Linked DNA regions of Mus musculus: region 2 is linked to region 1. The links are chromatin loops, found by intact Hi-C in ENCODE. Cell type or tissue: gastrocnemius. All regions are shown on one strand.

Region 1 (2,500 bases):
ACTCGATATAAACTTTGCTAAATCAAAAAAACACTACATAATTTATTTATTTGTGGTGCCGGGGCTTGAACCCAGGGCCTCATCCATGCTATGTAAGTGTGGCACTACTGAGCACATCCCTAATACAACAGTTAAAACTTTCTATGTGCTCTTGTTTTGGTAATAGAGTCCCCCTGTGTTGCCCAGGCTAAACTTGAACTGGAGCCTTAGCTGGCCTGAAACTCCTGATCTACCACATCCAGCTTATAAAACTTTTCAATGACATCAAATATGTTTAGAAAGGTAGGGTGGCGGGGCTGGAGAGATGGTTTAGTGGTTAAGCACTCTGGCTGCTCTTGCAGAGGACCTGGGTTCAGTGCCCAGCATCCACACTCAGGCTCACAACTGTCTGTGACACAGTTGTAAGAGATCTACTGCTCTCCAAAGACGCAGACCTACGTTCAGGCAAAACACCCAGACACATGAAAAGAAAATAATAATAATTCAACAAAAAATTTAAAAGGTATGTAGGCTAAGATGTGTTGTGAGAAGCACACAGATTTGACATTTTTACATTTAATCCCAGCACTTGGGAGGCAGAGGCAGGCAGATTTCTGAGTTCGAGGCCAGCTTGGTCTACAGAGTGAGTTCCAGGACAGCCAGGGCTACACAGAGAAACCCTGCCTCAAAAAAACCAAAAAACCAAAACAACAACAACAACAACAAAAAAGATTCGGCTGTGCAAACAGAGGGACACCTTGGCATACACTAAGCACCCAACTGTAAGTCCTAGTTCCTAATAAAGGTAGGCCTCTGCCGGGATTTCTCCAGAGCCAAGGGAAGAGATCTCAGATGGTGGCTTCACTTTTGTTGTAACAACAAGAGCTACACTGGCTCACCTCCTGCTACCCTCGACTCCCCACAGAGCTCATCTACTAATGAGTGTAAGCAAACCTCTGCACATTAGCCCTTACCTACGCTCGCAAAGCCAACAGATGCACGAGTGAGTGGGTTTCCTTTACAGGACGGGCAGAGATGTTCTGATAGTGATGTCATCATGGACACATCACAGAAAGTCCAGCACATAATGTGTGGTTATAAAACTTGACAGGGTCTCTCTATGTAGCCCTGGCTGGCCTGGAACTCACAAAGATCTGCCTGCCTCTGCTTCCAGAATGCCGGGACTAAAGGCATGCACCACCACATTTAGCAAGACTGATTTCTTGCAATTCTTATTCATGTACAAGTGAGTGACTGGTAGTGTGCCACTTGTAAGCAGTGCCTACGGAGGCCAGAAGAGGGCACTGGATCCCCTAGGACTGGAATTACATATGGCTGGGACCTGCCATGTAGCCGCTGAGACCTAAGCCCAGGGTTCTCAGAAGAGCAGTCAGTCCACTTAACCACCAAGCTGCCTCTCCTGCCCCTGTAAGAATGCTTCCCTTGTATAATTTAAGTATTTACAAGACAACATCTAGCTGTGTAGCCCTAAATGACCTGATGATACTCACTACGTTAACAGGTTGCACTTGAACTTGCAGAGAGCTTCCTATATGCCTGACTTTAGAAGTACTGAAACAGGCTGGATGCCATTACAGGGATTCCAGCACCAGGTGAGTGGGACAGGGGACCAGGTGGCTTTTAAAGTCTCTTCTAATAATGGCAATTTCTTTTATTATTATTTTTTGAGAGGGTAGTTCAGGCTAGTTCCAAACTTGCCTTCTAGCCAAGAATGACCTTGAACTCCTGTACCTTGAGCCTTCATCGCCCAAGGGCTGGGACAGGTGTGTGACCTCAGCAGGCTGACCATCTGCAGCTCTATGAATATCATCACGGAAGAGTGTGTACATTGTGGCATAATTCCTACACTTTACGCAGCTTGCGAACTAAAGATTGCGAGAGAGGCAGAAAAAGTGTAGTTACACAAGCAGATAGTGTGTGTGTTCAGAGACGTCGGACTGTTGCTTTATCTGGACAAGATGTTTTCAACAGGTGCCCAGTGAGCAGGGAGGCACCCATCAAACACCTGTTCTAGAAATCACAAAAGAAAAATGTAATATCTTCTCCCACCCACCTCCATGTGAATTATCGTTGATTTTTATAAAGTTGATTTTCACCTCAGCGTGTACACGGCTTTAGGGCTGAAGAGGTGGCTCAGTGGTTGAGAGTACTGACTACTCTCCTGGAGGACTCAGGTTCAATCCCCGGCACCTGCATGGTGGCTCACAACCACTGTAATTCTAGTTCTAAGAGAAGCTCATGACCTCTTTTGGTATCTGAGGGCACCCAACACAAATGTTAAATATTTAAATACGTGAGGGCAAAACACCCAGAAAATAAAATAAAATACATAAAATGTGGATCCCCTAGGACTGGAGCTACATATAGCCTGCCACGTAGGTGCTAGGAACTGAACCCAGAGTTCTCAGAAGAGCAGTCAGGGCATTTAGCCACTGAGCTGTCTCTCTCGTTTTGCTTGTATATTTTAGGTTTCAGACATTTAAATGAGACAGTACATTCT
Region 2 (2,500 bases), 78 kb before region 1:
TGAGATTACAAGCATGTGCCACCACATCTGGCTCCTCCCACCAGTTTTGTTTGGTATCCACACAAAAACAAGTGGCAGAATCATTTGTCTATTGTCTACAGCTTGCAGGCTTATGATTTGAGATCTTACGGGAGTCTCTAGATTGGAAATCTATTAGAAACCACAATTAAATACTAACATCTCATTTGAATACAAGCATTTGTTAAAAGTTTAGTTCTTAAGAATTAACTGGGGGCTGGTGAGATGGCTCAGTGGGTAAGAGCACCCGACTGCTCTTCCAAAGGTCAGGAGTTCAAATCCCAGCAACCACATGGTGGCTCACAACCACCCGTAATGAGATCTGATGCCCTCTTCTGGTGCGTCTGAAGACAGCTACAGTGTACTTACATATAATAAATAAATAAATCTTTAAAAAAAAAAAAAAAAAAAAAAGAATTAACTGAAACAATTCTTTAAGAAAAAAAGGTGTGTGTGTGTGGGGGGGGGGGGGCTGGAAAGATGGCTCAGTGGTTAAGAGCACTGATGAGGTCCTGAGTTCAATCCCCAGCAACCACATGGTGGCTCACAACCATGTGTAATGGGATCCAATGCCCTCTTCTGGTGTGTCTTCAGACAGTTACAGTGTACTCACATACATAAAATAAACAATTCTTTAAAAAAAAATATTGTATACTACAAAGTACCCAGAAATAGGAAGTACTAATTTGCTATGTGTTGTTACTTCATATACCTAATTGATACCTATTGCTTAGAATAGAAGCCTTGTGTTCAAATTCTAGCACCAATAAAAGGAGGGGGGGGAGCAAAGATATTATCAAGATATTTACTTATGTAGAAGATGGTTACGGAAAGAAGAAAACTGAAATATGTAAATTCTAAATTGATCCTTTACTTTGGGATTACATATTTAAGGAAAACCCAAGCAGACTGGTAAGGTTAAGAACACTTAGTTCTCTTGCAGAGGGCTGGGGTTTAGTCTCCCAGCACCCACAAGGTGGCTCACAAACATCCTAATCTGGGTCTGGAGACTGAATGCTTTCTTCCGGCTTCTTTGGGGCGTTCATTGTATGCACGTGGGCACAAACATACATGTAAGGGACAACGCTCCTACACATAAGATAGACTTTAGTTCAATTCTGTGTCATTTTCTTAGAGAAATAGCTGAAGCCATTAAACTTTTTAAAAAATCTAACTTGAATAAGAAAGCAGTGCAAGAAGACAATTTTCATTTTACTAGTCAGGATCTGTGAAATAGCAGGACTGGTCTCTTCACCAGCAGCGGCTGGGTGCCTGGGCTCCGGTGTCAAGGCCTTACTAGCCGGGAGACTCGGAGAGTCTTTTGTAACTTCTTGGGTGTCAGTTAACTAACAGGCAATTTATAGCGAGAACAAGAGAATAGGGTAAGGAGAGAATAAAAGAATCGGTTAAAACCACTTCCAAATATTTGTTTTGAAAAAGTAGAAACCAAATACGAAAGTGGTCCAGGTAAATGGTTAGTTACTGTGATAAAACTAGAGCGGATAAAAAAACCATCGGTGTACAGGGTCTGTCTTTACAAGGCAGAGATGCACAGAAACCTGGACCCGGCCTCAGAATTAGAAAGCTGGGAAAGAACTACCTGGCCGACCTCCATCAAGGCCGTGCAAAGCACGTGGGCTTTTCGCCAGTCACGCCAGTTTCGTTTCAAGAGTAGCACCGGTCGCTGAGGTTAAACCCATGGGTCAAAGCGTTTAGGCAGTCCACGCATCATCTTAAGAACTAAGGCATTCACGCACCTGCAAGCCCCGCCACGCAGCTCCGGCTCGCACCCGCCACTCGCACCCGCCGGAAGTTGGCCCGGGGAATCCAGCGCGCCCCGGCCTCTGCCCCGCCTCCGATGGACTCGGCTGCTCATTGGCCGCAGCCCGCCTAGGTCCCCGCCCGCGAGGCGACCCGTGGGGGTTCCTCCCGCCTTAGGGTGCGGTCGGAGCCCGCTGCCTAGCCGGGCTCAGAATCCCTGGCACCACGATTAGAGCTGATGATGCTCGTCAGGGGCTGTCACTTAAGGTCCCTGCGTTTACCCCAGAGCCTCCTACACTGGGGGCAGAGCCGAGGCTGCCTGACTGTGGCTGCTCACCAAGCGCCAGGGCGGAGCGGCCAGGGCTGGACTCCGGAGCAGCTCAAGCGCACTGCGTTTAGAACGCAGGTCGCTCAGACGCTCCAGCCTTTGCTAAAAACTACGCGAGGCCGGTTATAGCAAGCATCGAGGCAGAATGGGAATGGCTCCTTTCCAACTCATAGTGGGGACGCGGGACGGGGATTTCTTTCTCATGCACGTCTCCCTGACCAAAGTAAACTTGGCGCTTGCAACAAACGCGTTCGAGCTCCGTGCCGGACAAGCCGAGGCTTTTCTCGTCCCCCAGCTTTTTTTTTTTTCCATGGCCTCTAATCTCAGGCATTTACTCCCTATAGAAAGCCTCTTAGGAGTCCCCGCAGGCTGAGGGGATCAACAGCCGAAGCT

Evidence for each region. A loop is a pair of places that touch in the nucleus more often than their neighbours do. Peaks named below come from ENCODE experiments on the same cell type or tissue, not always from the same donor. Only the 100,000 strongest peaks of a DNase experiment are listed, where the experiment ranks them.
Region 2: it touches region 1 in a loop (2.9-fold over the local background); 1 of 42 quality-filtered maps calls a loop at or near these places.

What each region holds. Positions count from the first base shown.
Region 1 is chr16:91,723,172-91,725,671 of GRCm38, forward strand. All of the region lies in intron 1 of Cryzl1 (crystallin, zeta (quinone reductase)-like 1), which reads right to left. Gm46543 (a long non-coding RNA gene) reads left to right here and starts at 1,133. Exons shown (of 3, transcript XR_001781880.2): 1 at 1,133-1,407; 2 at 1,502-1,592. In gastrocnemius, a CTCF peak has its summit at 1,276 (motif pointing right); a DNase peak (open chromatin) is centred at 1,275.
Region 2 is chr16:91,645,109-91,647,608 of GRCm38, forward strand. It overlaps Gart (phosphoribosylglycinamide formyltransferase), which reads right to left and starts at 1,864. Exons shown (of 22, transcript NM_010256.2): 1 at 1,776-1,864. In gastrocnemius, no CTCF peak of the experiment used is centred here; DNase peaks (open chromatin) are centred at 1,282 and 1,911; H3K4me3 peaks cover 1,719 bases; H3K27ac peaks cover 1,627 bases.